2 separate regions of the Homo sapiens genome follow, and region 2 is linked to region 1. Evidence: chromatin loops called from intact Hi-C (ENCODE). Cell type or tissue: PC-3. All regions are shown on one strand. Links, peaks and the distances in the headings refer to the core of each region. The heading gives the core; the rest is flanking DNA. Region 1 has its middle 88 kb from the start of URI1. Region 2 overlaps URI1 (URI1 prefoldin like chaperone).

The links. Peaks named below come from ENCODE experiments on the same cell type or tissue, not always from the same donor. Only the 100,000 strongest peaks of a DNase experiment are listed, where the experiment ranks them.
Region 2: it touches region 1 in a loop (7-fold over the local background); 1 of 110 quality-filtered maps calls a loop at or near these places.

Annotation. Positions count from the first base shown.
Region 1 is chr19:30,024,609-30,035,793 of GRCh38, reverse strand. No RefSeq gene overlaps it. Among named protein-coding and RNA genes, the nearest start is that of URI1, 88 kb to the right of the region's middle. RefSeq lists enhancers at 4,877-5,376, 5,442-5,491. In PC-3, for the core only: no CTCF peak of the experiment used is centred there; DNase peaks (open chromatin) are centred at 5,393 and 5,813; H3K4me3 peaks cover 1,553 bases; H3K27ac peaks cover 3,455 bases.
Region 2 is chr19:29,960,199-29,971,383 of GRCh38, reverse strand. It overlaps URI1 (URI1 prefoldin like chaperone), which reads right to left. Exons shown (of 11, transcript NM_003796.3): 2 at 157-191. Among named protein-coding and RNA genes, the nearest start is that of URI1, 24 kb to the right of the region's middle. RefSeq lists an enhancer at 4,336-4,605. In PC-3, for the core only: a CTCF peak has its summit at 4,317 (motif pointing right); a DNase peak (open chromatin) is centred at 5,623; H3K4me3 peaks cover 1,130 bases; H3K27ac peaks cover 931 bases.

The sequences.
Region 1 (11,185 bases), core at 1,768-9,767:
CAAAGGGGGTAGCATATGCAAAATGGGAAAATCAGTAGAAGAAAAAAAAAAAGGAACCGAAGAAATATCAGAAACAGTAACAACTAAGAATTTCCCCAAAATTATTATAAGACACCAAATACAGATCCAGGAAGCTCAGAGAACACTAAGCAGGATAAACATTCCACCTAGGCATCATCATTTTCAAACTATAAGAATTCATAAAGAAAAATCCTGAAAGAAACCAGAGGGAAAAAAACACATTACCTATAGAGAAGCAAAAGAAAGAATTATACCCAACTTCTTAGAAAGCATGCAAGTAAGAAGAGTGGAGTGAAATATTTAAAGCACCAAGAGAAAAGAACTATCAACCTAGAATTCTATATCCTGAGAAATAGCCTTCGAAAATAAAGGAGAGAGGCCAGGTGCAGTGGCTTACACCCGAAATCCCAGCACTTTGGGAGGCCAAGGTGGGAGGATCGCTGAAGTCCAGGAATTCAGACTGCCATGAGCCATGATCATGGCACTGCACTCCAGAAGTGTTAAAGGAGTTCTTTAGATAGAAGGAAAATCATATAGTTCAGAAATTCGGATCTTCATAAAGAGCATAAGGAAGAGGTAAACGTAAAACAGAAACTTAGTTTCTTATTCTTACCTATTTAACAGATAACAATTTGTTCCAAATAATAGTACCAACAATGCATTTGATTTTGTATACCTATGTACATATACATGTTTATGTATACTGATGTGTTAGTCAAATAAATAACAGCAACAATACAAGGAACAGCAGAGAGGAGGAATAAGGATTGTTGTAAGGCATTTGCATTACCCATGAAATGGTATAGTATCATCATTTCAAAGTGGACTTGGATTAGCTGTAGATGTTCCGAACTCCAGGGCAACTACTAAAAAGATGCTTTTAAAAAGTATAACTGATATGCTAAGTAGAGAAAACGGAATCATAAAAAATGCTCAATTAAAATCAAAAGGGGTATTTAACAGGCAAGGGATCGATAAGAGAAAAGAAACAAACAAAAAAACCCAAACAGCAGAAAAAGAGTGGAAGACAAAAACAGGAAAAAGAACAAGGGCAACAAATATAAAAACAGTAAAAATATGGTAGATGTCAATCCAACGATATCAATAATCATTTTAAATGCCAATGGTTTAAAAGTACCAATTAAAAGACAAATAAATTGTCAGAATGAACCAAAAAATAAGACCCAACTATACACTGTCTACAAAAACCTTAAAGACACATATAAATTGAAAGTAAATGGATGGAGAAAGATATACCATGCTAACATTAATCAAAAGAAAGTGAGAGTCATTATATTCACTTCAGATAGAGCAGACTTCAGATTAAGGAAAGTTATCAGGAAAAAAAAGGAGCATTCTACAGTTACATAGGGGTCAATTTTCCAAGAAGACATAGCAATCCTTAATGTGTATGCATCTAAAAACAGAGCATCAAACTACATAAGAAAAAACTGACAGAACTGGAAGGAGAAACAGATGAATTCACTATTATACCTAGAAACTTCAGTACCCATCTATCAGAAATGGGCAGATCCAGCAGTCAAAAGATCAGTTAAGGACACAGCTGAACTCATTAACACCATTTACTAACTTGATATAATGGTTATCTACAGACTACTTCATTCAATAACAGCAGAATACATAATTTTTTCCAAGCTAATATGGAACATTAACCAAGACAAATCACACTTGGGGTCATAAAACACACCTTAACAAATTTAAAATAGCAATTATACAGTGTCTGCTCTCACATCACAATTGAATTAAACTAGAAATCAATAACAAATATAGCTGGAAAATCTCCCAAATACTTGGAGATTAAACAACACACTTCTAAGTAACACATGGATCAAAGAAAGTCTCAAAAGAAATTTTAAAATATTTTGAACAAAAATAAAAAATACAACTTATCAAAATTTGTGGGATGCAGTGAAAACAGTGCTTAAAGGAAAATTTTTAACACTGAATGCATATATCAGAAAAGAGAGATCTAAAATTAATCATCTAAGCCTTCACCTTATAAGAATAGAAAAAGGAGAGGAAATTAATTCCAAAGTAAGGAGAAGAATAAAAATTTAAAGCAGAAATCAATGAAATTGAAAACATAAAATCAGTAGAGAAAATCAACCAAACCAAAAGCTGGTTCTTAGATAAATAAAATCAGTAAGACAAGCTAACTAAGAAAAAAGAGAGAGGACACAAATTGCTGATTTCAGAAATAAAAAAAGAGAATGTCATTACAGATCCCAGGGAGATTAAAAGGATAACCAAGAAATACTATGAACACGTCTATGCACACAAATATGGTACTCCTAGAAAAAATGGACCAATTCCTTGAAGAGCACAATCTACCAAAACTCACACGAGAAGAAACAGACAATCGGAATAAGACTATCTCTATTAAATAATTAATAACTTTCCAAAACACAAAGCGCAGGCCCAGACAGATACACTTATGAATTCTATGAAACATTTAAGGAAAAAAAAAAAATACACCAATTCTCTCCTATCTCTTTCAGATGATAGAAGCACAGGGAGTACTCCCTACTTCTATGAGTTCAGCATTACCATATGAAAATCAGGCAAAGACATTACAAGAAACTACAGACAAATATTGCTAATAAACACAGATGCAAAACTCAAGAAAATATTATTAAACTGAATCCAAAAATGTATGCAAAGGATTATATTATACACCATGACCAAGTGAGATTTATTCTAGGTATGCAAGGGTGGTTCAACATTTGAAAATCAATGTAATCTATCACATCAACAAGGTAAAGAAGAAAAAAATCACATGATCACATCAATAGATGAAGAAAAAGCATTTGGCAAAATCCAACACCTGCTAATAATAAAAACTCACAGTAAACTAGGAATAGGGTGAAGTTCCTCAATTTAATTTTTAAAAATCTACAAAAACCCACGCTAACATCATACTTAATGGTGAGAAACTTGAAGCCTTCCCACTAATCAGGAACAAGGCAAGGATATCCCCTCTCACCACTCCTTTTCAACTTCATATTGCAAGTCCTTGATAATACAGAAAAAGAGATAAAAGGTATACACATTTGGAAGGAGGAAGCCAAACTGTCTTTGTACATAGATGACAGTCATCTTTGTAGAAAACTGGAAAGAATCAACCAAAAAAGAAAACCTCCTGAAACTTATAAGTGATTATAGCAAGGTTACAATGGTCAATCACTTCCCTATACACCAGCAGTGAACAAGTGGAATTTGAAATTATAAACACAATACCATCTACAGTAGCACCCTCAAAATGAAATACTTAGGTTTAAATCTAATAAGTTATGTACAAGACTTATATACAAAACTCTGACAAATGAAATCAAAGAACTAAATCAATGGAGAGGTACTCCATGTTCATGGACAGGAAGATTCAACTGTCAAGATATCAGTTCTTTCCAACTTGATCTATAGATTCAATGCAATCCCATTCATAATCCCAGCAAATTATTTTGTAGATACCAATAAACTGATTCTAAAGTTTACATGGAGAGGTAAAAGACCCAGAATACCCAACACAATATGGGAGGAGAACAAAGTTAACTGACATTTTCAGACTTCAAGACTTACTACAAAGCTACAGCAATCGAGACAGTATGGTATTGATAAGAGAGAAACAGGTCAATGAAATGAAACAGACAGCTCAGAAACAGAGCTACATAAATACAGTCAACTGATCTTTGGCAAAGGAGGAACGGCAATGGAATGGAGCAGAAAGTCTGCAACAAATAGTGCTGGAGCAACCTGACATCATATGCAAAACAAATCTAGACACAGACCATACACCCTTCACAAAAACTAACTCAAAACTGGTCACAGACCTAAATATAAAATGCAAAACTACAAAACTCTAGAATATAGGAGAAAAATCTAGATGACTTTGGATTTAGCAATGGCCTTTTAGATATGACAGCAAAGGCATGATTCATGAAAGAATAAACTGATAAGCTGGACTTCATTAAAATTTCTGCTGTGTGAAAGACACTGTCAAGAGAATATAAAGACAAACCACAGACTGGGAGAAAATATTTGCAAAAGGCATTTCTGACAAAGGATTGTTATCTGAAATACACAAATAAGTATTAAATTGAACACAATAAGAAAACAACCTGACTAAAAAAGGGGCCAAAGTCCTTAACAGACACCTCACCAGAAGACACACAGATGGCAAATAAGCATCTGAAAAGATGATCCATATCATGTTTTATCAGGTAAATGCTAATTAAAATGACAATGAGTTACCACTACACACCTATTAGAATAGCCAAAATCCAGAACAGTGACACCACCAAATATTGGCTAGAATGTGGAGCAACAGGAACTTTCATTCATTGCTGGTGGGAATGCAAAATAGTACAGCTAGATTGGAAGACGGTTTGGCAGTTTCTTACAAAACATAGTCTTACCATATGATCTGTCAATCATACCACTTGGTATTTACCCAAAGAAGCTGAAAACGTATGTCCACACAAAAAGCCACACACTGATGTTTATAGCAGTTTTACTTGTACTTGCCAAAACTTGAAAGCAACCAAGATGTCCTTCAGTAGGTGAATGGATGAACTGCGGTACATCCCGACAATGGAATATTATTTTCAGATCTATCAAACCATGAAAAGACATTATGGAAACTCAAAGGAGAACGAAGCCAATCTTAAAAAGCTAAACATTATGTGATTCCGACTACATGACATCCCAGAGAAAGCAAAACTATGGAGACAATTTTAAAAATCAGTGATTACCAGGTATTGGGGCATAGGGACGGATGAATAGGCACAGCACAGAGGATTTTTAGGGCAGTGAGACTACTCAGCAACTATAATGGTGGATATGTGTTCTTATATATTTATCCAAAGCAACTGAATGTCCACCAAGAGTGAATTCTAATACAAACTATCAACTTCGGGTGATGATGTGGCAATGGATATTCAACTACTGTGGCAATGGATATTCAACTATTGTAACAAATGTATCACTCTGGTGGGGATGTTGATGATAGGGGAGGCTATGCAGGTGTGGGAGCATGGGATATATGGAAAATCTCTGTACCTTCTGCTCAGTACTGCTGTGAATCTAAAATTGCTCTTAAAAAACAGACTTTTAAAAAAATTAGACAAAATTATCAAAAACAACTACTTTTCACCTCTGAGTATTGACCAAAACATAGGACAAATGGAGAAGTGTTTATTCAAGAAAACTACTGAAAGTTGGGTAAAAATGATGACAGTATGTGGCATTGTGACCACTCTCCCTCACCCCAGCTCCTTCAGACAATAGTTCTAACAGGGTGGGACAGCTTGTAAAACCAGAAGCATTTATACTGTAGGGAGCTGACTCAATCTGAAACAACGTGGAAAAACCCAACGCCCAGGGGCTTTGTTAAATATAGCAATTTCAGTGCCAAACATAGGAGAGGTCCACATACATCATAGATGACCTGAAGCTGAAATACTATAGCTGGGCCAAAAAAGAGATCAGAAGAAAAAAATTTTCTGCCTGGAGATTTAACAGAAACAATCAGGAAGTGAGACAATCATAGTCCTTGATAAGCTTACATTTTGAAAGGTAATGGGCATATTAGGGTATGAACATGCTGAGAGACCAGAGAAGGCTCTAACTATATACATACCCCCAGGGAAGACTCGTAAACTGCATAAATTTTCAGTGTGTTCCTCAAACAAAACAGAGACTTTGACAAAGGATGAAAGTCTTACCAAAACAAGATGCCTAAGTACAATCTCTGACCAGTCACCAGCTGATCACTAAGATATATTGATCCAAGGTGACCCATAAGTAGTCAAACATAACTGAGGAGAGACATCAGAGGCCACACGCTGTAGAGAAAAACTCATTATTAATCTTGGCCAAGTCATAAAACAAACAAAAAAAGGGACAATAACCCCTGGCAGGAGAGTATCAGAAATAAATGCTGTTACAATGTATTATTTAAAATGTCCAGTTTTAAACAGGAAAGTATGGCTTATCTAGTATAAAAAAAAAAATACTCAGTATAAACAGAAGCTATTTCCAAGGGTTCCCAAATGTTGGACTTAACAGACAGACTTCAAAGCAGCCAATAAAAATACATCTTCAAAGAACAAAAGAAAACCGTGTTTAATCAAAGCATGAAAACAATGACTAATCAGAGAACACTTAATAAAGAGATCAACATTTTTTAAAAAATGGAAATTCTGGAGTTGAAAAGTAACTAAAGTGAAAGCTTCATTAGAGGGACAACAGCAAACTTGAATGCAGAAGGAAGAATCAGTGAACTCAAAGATAAATCAATACAAATTACACAATCTGAAGAACAGAAGTGAGAATGAAAAATGAACCAAGTAGGAAATCTGTGGGTTACAATCAATACCAACATATGCATAATGGGAATCCCAGAAGAAAAGAATAGTGAGGGCCATACAAGTTTTGACATCTTTTGAAGAGTCATAGAAGTTTTTAATGTCTGAAAACATTCCAAATTTAGTAAGAAGTATAAATCTGTATATCCAAGTATCTCAATAAAATCCAAGTAGAATAAACATTAAAATATCCACACCGATACACATCAAAATCTTGAAAGCAGCAAGAGAAAAATGGACTTATCATGCACAGGGGAACCCCAGTAAAATTAGCAGCTGACTTCTCAAAAGAAACAATGAAGGCCAGAATTAAGTGGTATAACATACTCTACTGTCAAACAAGAATTCTAAATCCAGTAAAACTATCCTTCAAAAAAGAGGACAAAAATAAAGATCTTCCCAGATAGACAAAGAGAATTTGTTGCCACCAAAATTTTTTTTACAAGATATGCTAAAGCAAGTACTTCAGGCTGAAAGGAAACACCACCAGATGGTAACTTGAATCCACATAAAAAATTAAAGTACCAGTAAAAGTAATTATGTAGGCAAATGTAAAAAATAGAAAAAATACTCTTTTTAAGTTTTCTTCTCTTACTTAAAAGATAATTGCATGGAAAAATAATGAACCCATATAGTTATAAATAATAAACCTGTACTGTTATAAAATATATTACAATAATAGGACAAAGGAAAAAGAGACTAGAGCTATGCTGAAGCAAAGTCTGCCAGAATTAAGTTAGTATTATTCTGACGCAGGTTATAATGTTACAATGCATCCTATAAACTCTAGAGCAACCACTATAAAATAACTCATAAAAAAGAGTAAAGCTCTCTTCTACTATGTGAGGACACAGGAGGCCATCTGCAGCCCAGGAAGAGAGCCCTCGGCAGGAACCAAATCAGCTGCTAACCTTGACTTCCCAGTTTCCACAAATGTAAGAAATAAATTTGTGGGTTTAAAAAAAAAAAAAGTACAGTTTCTTTTTGTAAAGGAATTCAAAGTTTATACTAAAAGATTTATTTAACATACACAAAAAAAGGTAACCAAGGAGGAACAGAGGAACAAAAAAGACATGACATATAAAAAATGACTAACAAAATGGCATGAGCTATTGATATGTAAATGAGCCATATCAACAATTACATGAATTAACACACATTTCAATAAAAAGACAGGCTGGCAAAATAGACTTTTTAAAAACAAAATTCAACCACATGCTGCCCACAAGATACAAATGCTAAAAAGGATGAAAAAAGAGATACCACATAAGCATAACCATAACCAAGGTGGAGTGGTCATAATCATATCAGACAAAACTGACATAGGCTTTAAAATTAAAATGTTACTAGAGAAAAAAGGGACATTTTGTAATAATAAAAGCTTCAATTAATCAGAAGATATGACAATGACAAACATATATGTACCTAACAACAGAGAAAAAAATGCATGAAACAAAAACTAACAGAACTTGAAAGGTAGGACTATTTAACAATAATAGTGTAAGGCCTCAGTATCCCACTCTCAATAACGGATAGCACAAGTAGACAAAAAATCAGCAAGAATACAGAAGACAACAATAACAATGACCTTGACATGACATCAACAGAACACTCCATAAAACAACAGAATACGTATTCTTTTGAAGCACACACAGGAGAACATATGCTACCCATTTTTAAAAAGTCCTAATGAATTTTTAAAAACTAAAGACATAATAAATGTTTTCTCCAGACACAACACAATTAAAGCAGGAACCAACAGAAAGAAACTTGAGAAACCCACTAATATTTGGAAATTAAACAATACATATTACAGTAACCCATGAGTCAAAAAAGACATCTCAAGAGAAATTAGAAAATATTTTTAACTACAGAAAAATTAAAACAAATCAAATGTCACTGGATGCAGCTAAGGGTTAGTGCCTAGAGGTCAATTTATATCTTTAAACACCTACATTAGAAGACAGTAGTCTCAAATCAATAGATTAACACCTTTAAAAACTATAAAAGGCAAGGAAGAAGAAAGGAAATAATAAAGATTAAAGTAAAAGTCACTGGAATAGAAAACTAGAGGAAAATCAACAAAATCAAAAAGTTTCTCTGAAAAGGTCAATAAAACTGACAGACCTATAGTTAGAATTACAAAAAATATAGGACAAAAATTAGCAAAATCAGAAGGAAATCACAGGCCAGGCACGGTGCCTCACACATGCAATACCAGCACTTTGGGAGGCCAAGGCAGGAGGATCACTTGAGCCTAGGAGTTTGAAACCAGCCTGGACAACATAGTGAGACCCTGTCTCTACAAAAAAAGTAAAATAAAAAGGAAATTGCTGCCAACTTAAGAAATTAAATGGATTATAAAGGAATACTTTGGACAACTTTATGATGACAAATGCAATAATTTACATGAAATGGACAAATTCCTACAAAGAGTCAAATTATCAAATGGACTCAAGAAGAAATATAAAACTTAAATAGACTTAAAATAAGAACTTTAATAGCAATTACAAATCTTCACACAAAGAAAACTGCAGGCCCAATGGTTTCACTGATGAATTCTATCAAACATTTAAAGAAGAAATAGTACTAGTCCTTCACAAATTCATCCAGAAGAGTATACTTCCCATCTGATTTTGTGAGGTCAATATTATCCTTATATAAAAACCAAACAAAGACATCACAAAAATAGAACATGACAGATCAATATCCCTCATGAATATATACACAAATATTCTCAACAAAACATCAGCAAACCAAATTCAGTAACATATAAAAAGGATCACGCACATTAAAAATGGGCTTTATCCCAGGAATGCAGGATTGGTTTAATCAGAAAATTAATTTAATCAGAAAATTTAATCAGAAAATTAATGTATTATACTAAAGAAGGAACAAGGGCTGCATAAAAAGCGTCTGAAAAATTCAACTCCATTCATGAAAGAAAACTCCAACAAACCTACGAATAAAAGGAATTTTTCTCAATCTAATAAAAGGCAGCTACAGAAAACCTATAGCCAACATCATACCTACTGATGAAAGGTTGAATATCTTCTCCCTAAGATTGGGAACAAGGAAGGATAGGTGTTCTCACCCACTTCTATTCAAGGTTTACTAGAGACTCTAGCCAATATAATCAGGCAAGAAAAAGACAAGGAATCAAGATTGGAAAGAAGTAAGATTCTCTATTCACAAATGACACAATCCTATACGTAGCAAATATTAAAGAATATACAATCACACACATACACTCACTCACTCTCCCTCTCACACACACCCCCTTGACAAGAACTAATAAATGAGCTCAGGAAGGTTGCAGGATACAAAGCCAATATACAAAAATTAATTATACATATATTATCAACGAACAATTCAAAAATGACATTAAGGAAAAAACTCCATTTACAACTGCACCTGAAAGAATTAAAAATTTAGGAATAAATTTAACGAAAGATTTGTAAACTGAAAACAATGTTTTGAAAGTAATCTTTTATACACACTGAGAGAAACTAATCAAGATATAAACAAATAAACATTCCATGTTCACAGATTCGCAGACTCAATATAAGCATGGCAATTCTCCCCAAATTCATCTACAGATTTAACACAATCCCTGTAAAAATCCCAAAAGGCATTTTTGCAGAAGTGGGTAAGCTGACCTTAAAATTTATGTGGATATGGAAAGGGCTCAGAATACCCCAAAAAAATTTTGAAAAAGAACAAAATTGAAGGGTTTAACAGTTCCATATTTGAAAGTTTGTTGTAAGTAAAGCCACAGTAATTAAGACCACTGGAAGTGATATAAGGACAGACAAGCACTCAGTACACAAACAACCTTATGCTTATAGTCAACTATTTTCAAAAAAAGATGCTAAAGCATTCACTGCAAAAAGGACAGTCTTTTCAACAGCTCTAGAACTATTAAATGGTATTAAAATTATCCGTGCAAAAAGTCAGATTTAGACCCTGGACTCACCCCACACACAAAACAGATCATAGCCCTAACTCTTAAGAGCTGAAGTATAAAACTTCTAGAAGAAAACATGGGAGAAAAGTTTTATTATTCTGGATTAAAGAATTCTTAGATAAGATACCAAAAACACTAACCACAAATATATATATATATATATATATATATATATATATATATATATATATATATATAAATGTTTTGGCACTTAAAAAGTATGTACTATTATGATCACTTTATTGTAGTGTTTATAGTACTTTGGTTTCATTTGTGTCTATAGTACTTTGGTTTCATTTGTATCTAACAGCTTTATGGAGGTATAATATATATTGAGGTATATCAATTGGACTTCATTAAAACTAAAGATTTTGTGCTTCAAAAGACATTTAAAAAATCAAAGACAAGCCACAGACTTAGAGAAAATATTTGCAATTCATATATTTGACAAAGGGCTTGTATTTAGACTATATAAAGAACTCTTAAACACACCTGTAATCCCAGCACTTTGGGAGGTCTATGCAGGAGCACTGCTTGAAGCTAGGAGTTCTAGATCAGCCTGGGCAACACAGCGAGACCCTGCCTCTGCAAAAAATTTAAAAATTAGCTGGGCATGGTGGCACGTGCCTGTAATCCCAGCTTCTCAGGAGGCTGAGGTGGGAGGATCACTTGAGCCCAGGAGGTCAAGGCTGCAGTGAGCCATGATCATGACGCTGCACCCTACTGGGTGACAGAGCAAGACCCTGTCTCTAATTAAAATAAATAAATTTTTAAAAAGAACTTCTTATAACTCAGTAAGACAACCAATTAAAGA
Region 2 (11,185 bases), core at 1,778-9,777, 64 kb after region 1:
AAATTAGTATTAAAGGCATTCAAAATGGAGACTACTAGAAGAATTCAATTACTAGTCATACATACACACACACGCAAACAGTAAACACATTATTTGAACACAAGTAGGTTACCCCATCAGTATTTCAGAAGTGTAATAAAACCATCTTTCACTCACCAATGCTGGATTCTCTCTTGGCAGTTAGTGACCACCTGTCATGAAAACAGATAACTACTCATGAAAAAACAGAGCTATGCACAGAGCTACAAAAATCAGTGTATCTGAAAACTAGAACATTGGCTTTACAGATTTAATAGCATCTCAGTATACATTTTTATTTGTCAAATGCACAGAGATGTGAACGTTAGTTTTTAAGCAGCACACTTTATCATAACCCTCTAATGCAGGCTGATAACTGCAGAACAAATTACAGCTTTCTGATTCATACTTTGGTACAAAACCCGCTTCATAACTATTAGGTGACATATGATATAAGATAACTAGTATTTTGTACAATCTACAGACCTGTTTTCAATATTACATATTTTGTAGAATACATAAATGTTATAAATAACAAGAAACCAATGTAACATCCACGTTTCGTCAGTTAAAAAAAATGACTGTAGTGACAATATTTTATTTTGTCAGTATATCTCCAAACATTTTCACCTGTAATTTTTATTCTGACGCATTAAAAAATGAATTCAGTGATATTTTTCTACTACATTTTCAAGAAGAAATACTTGGGATAAGGAGATGCTCTGAACAGCTCATTTGTTCCCCAGTGAATTATGATCAAGACTGTAAGCACTTCACAGCCAGTTTAAACTATGTTTATAATACTAAAACAATGAATTTAAGTACAAAAGTTATTTGTTTTCCTTGGAGATATGTCAGTAGATTCTCAAAATGCTCAGAAAATAAGAAGACTAGACAATAAAGAAAAATGCAATTTAAAAAAATAACACTATTTTTGAATGACAATTTAAGAATTAACACTGTTTTCAAGGATTGCTAATTATCTACTTTTAAATTACCTATTAATAAAAATTTTAAACAGCAGTCTAGAATACCATATACCATTTTAGAGACAGAGAAACTAGGGGATGAAAGCCAAAATGCTTAAGACTAGGCCATGAGAAAAAGAGAGCAGCATTATCTGGTTTGCAAAACGCTGCTCTAGTTCACTGCTCTAAATACCAATATTGTCTCTTGTATATGCTCAATGTTTCACCATCCCGTCCCAGCAAAAAAAAAAAAAAAAAAAAAAAAAAAATACACACGATTTTTTTTAGACCTGTCACTAAATTCCTCTATTGTAACATTTAATTCCTGAAATAAATGTCCTCTTTTGGGACATTTTAAATACTAAGACAGAAATTCTGTACCAAAATACATGCTATAATCAGAAACCCAACCATACTACACATTAACTCAGCATAAAAAGTCCATTTTAGAATGAAGATCTCTCAGTAAGTATCAATCACATAGCAACACTTAATAACAGTGGCAATATATAATAGAGTACTGACTTTACATCTGGAAGAGCCAAGCTAAAACTACATCAATCCATTTCACTGTTTCTGATTTGGCAGTAATTACAAAATAGACAAATAGAATTAAATGTAAATTGAAAAAGGAAAAAAATGCTCATGAAATCCTTTTCATAAAGTTCCTATTTAACAACCCCATTAAAAGATGAGACCCAAGAACAGTCAGGATGTTTTCCAATCCCAATGCATGTGTTTCCAAGCATGAAGAGAGCCAAAAGCACAGAAAGCAAAGCCCTGCAAACCATAAGAGCAGAATGTTCATTAACCTCTACATGATAATCCTTTCGTAGCTGCATATTAACTAGTTACACATTCATAATCATTTACATTATTTAAAGGACCTTCGAGGAAATCTTCTAAGCTATATCCATTAGTGACGGTGTTAAAGGTTATAGAAGATAGTCTACCTAATGTTTCCAGGAAGCCTTTTTAATTAGTAAATATGCAAATTTGGCACATATGCTTTTTATGTTTAAGAAACAAGTCACTGGTAGAATGGCATGTGTTCTTGCCATCACTCCCCATAGTCTACCCTCCACTTCGTTCCGGCCATTCTTGCCCTGTTCCTTTTACTTCCCTTAAACAGTCTCCCTAGGAAGATAGACGAACAACAAAATCCATTTCACAATGTACAAGAGAAATTTTCACTACCAAAATGCTGCCTTACATTTTAAAGTCTTTATTAGTTACATATAGTGTGTAGAATATCAGAGACTTCAAATAAGCACTATCCAAATGTAAACTAAAGAAGTGACATTTGGGAAATCAGAAATAAGGGGAAAGATGAAAGAGGTAGATATAAAAATATATAGACTAGCCTTCTGATGGCATGTCTAGGTTATCTTTGTTTATATGATTTATGGTCCACCTACTTGCAGAAAAGATTTAAGCCCAAGCAGTTCTATTATATTTAGAGGGTTTTTTTTTTAGTTGTCTTCTATTTCACAGCAAGTTATTCAAAAGAAAAAATTAGTAAATTTTGGTCAGACGCGGTGGCTCACGCCTGTAATCCCAGCACTTTGGGAGGCTGAGGTGGGTGGATCACGAGGTCAGGAGATCGAGACCATCCTGGCTAACACAGTGAAACCCCATCTCTACTAAAAATACAAAAAAATGGCCGGGCATGGTGGCAGGTGCCTGTAGTCCTGGCTACTCGGGAGGCTGAGGTAGGAGAATGGCATGAACCTGGGAGGCAGAGCTTGCAGTGAGCCGAGATCGCGCCACTGCACTCCAGCCTGGACAACAGAAGGAGACTCCATCTCAAAAAAAAAAAAAAAAAAAAAAAAGAAAAAATTAGTAAATTTCTACAACTTAGAAATTTTAGAAGGTGTTATAAAAACAAATATTTTTCCCTTAAGTTAAATTATTCTAAATAATCTTATTTCTCCTGAAAGGGGACTCAGATTAATTACTTTAAGTATTAAATTTTAAAAGTAACCATAAGGCAGCGAGCCTTGTTCTACAAGCAACACTTGAAAAACACAGCAAAAGAAACAAAAACATTTCATTACTTTGTTGTCCTCCACAAAAGTAAGACCACAATGGAAGAACAAAACTAGTTTTTGTTTATTTTTTAAACCTGCCAAAACATGCAAATAGTGCCCCTAAAGAAAAAAAACTTATTGTATTATTTTCATTTTTCTTAAAAATAGTTACTAGGCTTCAACTTTAAAATACCTGAACTAGTAAATTCTTTAACATAATGACCTCGTTTACACTCAAGAATTTATAATAAAGTATGTACCTACATAGAAGTACAGCAGTAAGTCCACAGTAAAGAAAAAGAACTATGAGCTGATTTACCACTATTTAGGAGTCTTTACCAACAACCCAGTGGCTACAAAGTCATATGGTATCCATTCTTTGCAACACAAAACTGTCTTTAACCTATGAGCAATAACAACAGGAGTATATGCCAACACTGCATGTGACAAAACGAACTGCAAAGAGTTCAATGGAGGCGGTTTAAATCTTTATTTGGAGAGGAAACCTGTATTCAGAGATGAAGTAACTTACTTAATATTACACAACTGTCCAGGAACTGGTAAGAGATGAGACCAGTTTTAAAACCAAGTCTTTCTATCAGGGATTCTATCTAATCCTAAAGTGCACAGTCCCTATACTGGCCTGCTTCCAACCATCATGCGGCTTACTGGATAACAGCAGAAAAACACTGGTTACAGCTGCAGTCTTAAAACACTGACTGCTATTGCTGTTTCTCCTCCACTAGTTAGTTCCTCAGTCCCACACTCACAAATAAGACCTTGCCAATCATGTCAGTAAAAGCAAATTCTGTAAGCTTAAGTTCACCAATTCACTAACATTATAATCCTTATTTCTTCCAATGCCTCCTACAGCTCCTGACCCTTTCAGATGAAACAAGTATAAACACATTTCCCAAGCATCATTTACTAGTATATCTGTGTATGTTTAGGTGAAGGTAGAAGGGTAATGTGCTAGCCCTACAATTACTATCACACCTCATCATATTTTTAAGACACTTATAAATTAATAGGGTTAGACACCTAGAAGGACAATGATGGACAGCCCATCCAAAAATATTTTTCTGTTCATTAGTGTCCACCTAACATACACATACATTTTGTTACCAAGGGTTAAAATAACATTTGGTAACTTTTAAGCTCCACACATTATATGGAAGACAGGAATAATAATTTCTTAGCTGTTGTTCCTCAGAAGCTGCTTTTTAAAAATTATTTTATAAAGGAGAGCAGTAACATGCAGTAAGATCTCCAGTACTTAAAATTTTCATTTGTGCTATTTATATTGGTGACAGACCACAAGAGGGCATAAACCTATGAGTTTCTAAGGCAAGTTAAATACAATGCCACACTAAAACTAGACTGGAACAGAAAGCCTAAAAGGTCAAGAGTACTTCTTCATCTTTGATACTTTTCTCAAAAATGCTTCACTTCTAAAACTTGTCTCACCATACTGCAATTTTAAATTCTTCCTGTATGGGTTAATGCATAATATAACAGTTTGGGAACTGTGCTAATCAGAGCTGTCTAAATTTATATAGTTTGCTTCTCCTGCTAGACTGTGGCTTCAAGACAGATCTTACTATTTTGGTTTTAAAGCTGCTGAGTCAAAAAGAAAATAGTATCAGTGGGAGCTGAAGCCAATGGATACTGGACATACATGTTATGTGACAGTTACTTAAAAGCTGAAAATAATTTCTTAAAAGATAGATTTGTCAAGTAGATGTATAAATATCATTACCAAAGTATACAAATAGTGTACTTTCAACAAAATTTACAAAAATTACAAATCTTTTAAGTAAACCCCTTTGCAAATAAGGGAGGAATTGACTACAGGTTCCTAACAGAAAAAAATGCAATAAGCACTGGGATAAACTGTAATAAACTGAGTGTTGCTGTATAAAAACCACCATAGCCTGAGCAGAGTGGCTCACGCCTGTAATCTTAGCACTTTGAGGCCCAGGCCAGTAGATCACATGATGCCAGGAGTTCAGACCAGCCTAGCCAACATGGTGAAACCCCGTCTCTACCAAAAATACAAAAATTAGCCAGGTGTGGTGGTGCATGCCTGTAATTCCAGCTACTCAGGTAGCTTGAATTGCTTGAACCAAGGAGGTGGAGGTTGCAGTGAGCCGAGATCACACCACTGCACTCCAGCCTGGGAGACAGACAGAGACCCTGTCCCCAAAAATAAATAAATAAATAAATAAATCAACCACCATAAAAGTAAAGAAAACCATTTCAATTTTAAACAAATTATGTTCCAAATATGCTGCAAAGCAAAACTGCTAATGAAAGCTAAGTCCAATTATATGGAGCCACTTCTGAAAACACTTACATGTTCTTATTTAAAATGTTAGCTAAGATGGAATCAAAAGTCTCCTTAATCTTTACCTTTATGTTTTAGCCAGATTCCTCCTACACAGGCTTCTAAGCATTTTTTCCTGTATGCCAATCTAGTCTCGTTTTACACAAATATCGGACTATGTCTAACGTGCTCTGGCACTATACATCTCCCTCCCTTGTTGGCTTTACCTACAAACTGGGCTCTTTTTTTCTTTCAGTAATCATTACTCACTATCTTAAGTATTCTATTACAGTTTTCTCCTATTGGAAATATTTTAAGAGTGGTGACACATACATTCAGTAATACTTCTAAGAATGAAGACGTTTACATGTTTGGAGGGTTTTGGGGGTGACTTGAACTAGAGATCCAGGAACTCTAACTGTTCTGGCTGAAAGCTCCATGAGGTAGGGCCATGTAGTAAACATAACATTTGCAATGAAACATATGAATATTCAAAATGTAATAAATGCCTCACCCATATAAGTTCCAGTTTTGTCAACAATGAATATGCCATAAACTTAAGAATAACTGTGTTTTCAGTGCTTTTCAGGCTTCCGAACTGCAGATAAGAAATTGTGACCTACATTTCTGAATCTGAAATACTGCCTGAATTCCACCTTGCATGCCCACTGTTTTATCAGAGATTATCAATCATTTCTTCTCCATTCACATGCCTTCCTCGTAGAAACCCTGCCCTTCTCCCATAAAGAATGGGTAAAGAATCCCATTTCTCCGTCTGTAGCCACAATAAAGGGAGAGGATAGATACCTGCTGCTAACTGGACCAACCTCATTTACTTTGGACATCAGAGCCTGAGGTGATTACAGATTCTGGTCCTAAAAGAAAGACCACTATAGGATCTGCACAAGCTAACCAACCATCTAAAGCAGCTGGTACAGGAAACAACATAAATGTACAAGAAAACAAAACACAGAGACCCAAAAAACTCCTACCCTTGACTCCCTCCTGACTTCTTACAGTAAATTATTTCATAATTTCCTAAGCATCTGTATGATTTGCAACTAAGAAAACTTTAGAGTAGCAAACTTGCCACACAGGTTAGGAGGAGAATGTGCCTGTGAAAGGCTCAAAGGAAACAAACAGTCCACTGAAGAGTAAATACAAGTAGAAGAAAAAAAAAAAAAAACAGGAAAATATACTCCCAGGTAACAAAAAAGTCAAATTAAAGCAATCTTATTTAGCATTAATTAAAGAAGTACATTTTTATTTTAAACACCACTGGCCGGGTGTGGTGGCTCACACCTGTAATCCCAGCACTTTGGGAGGCCGAGACAGGTGGATCACCTAAGATCAGGAGTTTGAGATCAGCCTGGCCAAGATGGTGAAGCCCTATCTCTACGAAAAATACAAAAAATTGGCCAGGCGTTGTGGCAGGCGCCTGTAATCCCAGCTACTCAGGAGGCTGAGGCAGGAAAATCAAACCCGGAAAGCAGAGGTTGCAGTGAGCCAAGGTCACGCCATTGCACTCCAGCCTGGGCAACGAGAGCAAAACTCCGTCTCAAAAAAAAAAAAAAAAACAAAACAAAAAACAAAAACAAAAGAAACCACCACTGTCAGTGAGACTGTAGTAAAAATCTCAAATCACACTAAATCACTGCAAGTAGCTATGTAAATTCAAAACTCAGTCTAGACTTGCGTAATACCTCCAAGTAGGACAAAAAAAGCTTGTAACTCTCAGAAAGTAGAAGAGACAGACAGATAAATACAAAAATTATCTCTTTAAAGGCACCCAAGAGCTGCCAAAGCAGTGAGGACAAGAGGGACCAAGGATTCAGAGAGGGGAGAACTGTGGAGAAGTGAGCTGATCATCTGAAGCCACTTTTTTCTCAGACAACAGGAGGCACAGGCAAGAGGCTGAGAATTATGTTGGGCCCTGAGGAGACAGCCATGGCTAGCAGAAAGAAACAAGCAGAACTTGCGCAGTCTGACAAGGCTATATGGTAGTAAAATGAGAGCACAAGAGAGGTCTTAAGCATACAACTGCTTTCCCTCCCATGGTATCTGTCAAATTCTGAGCTGCGAAGGCCAAAAAGATAAACTAAAACTCTGAAAAGCAGAGCTCAGGATCAAACAAAAATTAGTTCAGAAGCCTCCAAGGAAATATGGTGTAGTGAGCAAAATCAAGCTTCCAGATGAAAGCCTGAAGAAACCAGAAGCAGCAGATGGCTTACTAAAACAACAACCTGGCCTTCACTCCACCCAGCACCTGCCCGGAGTAAGGTGACCAGCTCCCACTGCATCTGCTTCAGTAGAAGAAAGGACGCGCCTTTTCCAGAGGAAGTTATCACCTTCAGGAATATCTACAATCTTTAAAGACACAATCCCAGGATTTAGTCAAAAATAACTAGGATGCCAAGAAACAGGATCATATGACCAAAAGTCAAAAGAAAAAATATATAAAACAGAACCAAACACACATGCAATCTAGATACTGGTGTTAACAAACATAATGATTAATATGTTCAAGGAAATAGAGGAAAAGATAAAAGGAATATATTTTAAAAATAGCAATTTTCACTAGAGAACTGAAATCTACAGGAAGAAACCAATGAAAATTGTACAACTGAAGAACCAAAAATTAAAATAAATGGCATTAAAAGAAGATTAAACAGCAGAAATCAGGATTTTTGAACTTGACAGGTCAAAAGAAAACACCAAATTAAAGCCCAGAGATTCAAAAATAAAACATGGAAAATACAGAAAAGACCAATAAGAGACATGTGAAACACAGTGTAAGTGCAAGATCCAGAAAGGGAAGAGAGAATGCAGCAGAAGCAATATTGAAAAGATCTTGAATTCTGGATTTTCTAAAACTGATATCAAAGTATCAGCCGATAGACTGAAGAAACTCCAAGAATCCCAAGCAAGAGAAGCACAAAGAAAATTTCAAGGCACAACATAGTTAACAGTGATGAAAACCAAAGAAAAAGGGAAAACTTTATGTGCAGCTGGGGGTAGGCGGAGGAGGCACAGGGGAGATTCACAGCCTTCAAAGGAGTGACAAGACTTAGAGCTAGAGCTAACTTCAACATCAATGACAGAAAGTGAAAGATAACAGAGTATCTTGAAATGCTGGAAAAAATAACTGAAAATCTATAGTGACATACACAGCAAATAGATCCTCCAACATGAAGGAAAAAATAACATTTTCAACAGAAACAGAATTCTGCACCAGCAGACTTTCATTAAAAGAAATACGGTTTATTAAACTAGACATGTTGTTAATAAAATGTCTTATCAAAAAAATTATTAAACTAGATATTGTTATTAAATAAGTGTGATCGGTTAAAAAAAAGACAGCAACAACAACAAAAAGGACTCTTCAGAGTAATATAAATGCAGAAAGAATTGAAGAGTAAAGGTACAGGATAAAAAAAAAAAAAGATGGGTAAAGATAAATCAATATTGACCACACAGAACAATTAAATACAGTGTTGTGGTGTTTAAAATACGTAGAATTAAAATGCATGGGAGCAATCATGCAAGAGGTGGGCTGGATAAATGAATGAATGCTATGATCTCTAGAGACACCAGAGACTTACTTAGTGAAAAGGAATTGTAAAAAAAAAAAAAAAAAAAGATACTATAAATACATATTATATTTAGTACTAAACCATAAGTACAGTATAAAAGTAGTAAAAAATAATGTATCACAAACAAGTTAATAGGAGGAAATAACAATACAAAATGTTTGATCCAAAGGAAGGAAAAAAAAAAAGCAGAGAAAAAAGAACATAAAAGTACATCAATTAGAACTATAATGGGGAACCATTTGACACTCCAGTAATGAGGATGGTCCTTACAGAAAACAAAAACAGCCAATGCAAATGCCAAAAGTTGCCCAGTATGTGGACTGGAACCCTTGTGAATTTGTCCGGGAATGTAAAATGGTACAGTCACCGGAGAAAGCAGTGTGGCAGTTCCTTAAAAATTAAACACAGAATTACCATATGATCCAGAAATTCCACCTCTGAGCATACCCAGAAGAATCGAAAGCAGCCGGGCGCAGTGGCACACGCCTGTAATCCCAGCACTTTGGGAGGCCGAGGTGGGTGGATCACCCGAGGTCAGGAGTTCGAGACCAGCCTGACCAACATGGTGAAACCCCAACTCTACTAAACACAAAAAATTAGCCAGGGGTGGTGGTGCATGCCTGTAATCTCAGCTACTTGGGAGGCTGAGGCAGGAGAATCACTTGAACCCAGGAGATAGAGGTTGCAGTGAGCCGAGATTGTGCCATTGCACTCCAGCCTGGGCAACAAGAGTGAAACTCCATCTCAAAACAAACAACAAAAAAAAAAAAAAACAAAAAAAAAAGAATCAAAAGCAGATACTTAAACCAAACACCCATGTTCACAGCAGCATTACTCAAAATCACCATAAGGTAGAGGCAACCCAAGTATCCATGGATGCTAAAATAAACAAAAACGTATAATACACTGCATAATACATTCTATAATACAATGGAATATTATTCAGCCTTAAAAAGGAAGAAATTCTGATATGTGCCACAACGTGGACGAACCTTGAGACATTATGGTAAGTGAAATAACCCAATCACAAAAGGACAAATACTCTATGATTCCACTTAAAGGTACTTAGAGTAATCAAATTCATAGAGACAAAAAGTATAATAGAATGCTGGCAGCCAGATCAGGAAGGGGAAGAATAGAGAGTTATTGTTTAATGAACAGAGTTTCAGTTTTGCAAGATTTAAAAAAAAAAAAAAAAAAAGGCCTGGAGATGGATGGTAATTACGGTTGATCAACAACGTGAATATACCCAATGCCACTGAACTGTATACTTAAAAATGATTAAAATGGGCTGGTCATGGTAGCTCATGCCTATTTCCCAGCACTTTGAGAGGCCAAGGCAGGACGACCGCTTGAGGCCAGGAGTTCGAGACCACCCTGGGCAACATAGTGAGTCCCTGTCTATACAAAAAAAAAAATTTTTTTTTTTAATTAGCTAGGCCCAATGGCATGCACCTGTAGTCCCAGCTACTCAGGAGACTCAGGCAGGATCACTTGAGCTCAGGAGTTCAAGGTTGCAGTGAGCTATGACCATACCACTGCACTCCAGCCTGGGTGACAAAGCAAGACACAGTCTCTTAAAATAAAATTATTAAAATGGTAAATTTTGTTATATTTACTACAATTTTTTGAATAAAAAATAAATACAATGTACGTCTAATAGAAAGGTGATAAAATTAAATATATCAGGAATCCTACTACATATAATGGCTTAAAATACTCTAAATAAAAGGAAAAGATATCTAGACTGAATATTAAAACCACAACAATATGCTGTTTATAAGACACACTTCGAACCCAAAAGACTGAAGTTAAGAAGATTTTTTTTAAAGATAGACAAAACAAACAAATTTAGCTGGTGTGACCATACTAATACTAATATCCAACAAAGGAGACTTGAAGGCAAGTAGCATTACTAGAGATAAAAATATCTCAGAATGGTGAAAAGGTCAACTGACCAGGAAGTTTTTACAATTTTAAATTTGTATACAATGAATAACATAGCTGTAAAATATATAAAGCAAAGGTTAAAAAAAGAGAGAAAAATAAATCTATAATCCTAGTGACTATTTTAATACATATCTCAATAAATGATAGAATTAGCAGACAAAAAAATTAACAAGGACATAAAATACTGGAACAACATATTCAAGCAGCCTGAACTAACAGACACATACTGAACCCAAAAACTGCAGGATTAACATTTTTTTCCAAGTAAATTATGAAAAATTTACCAAGAAAAAGAAAACA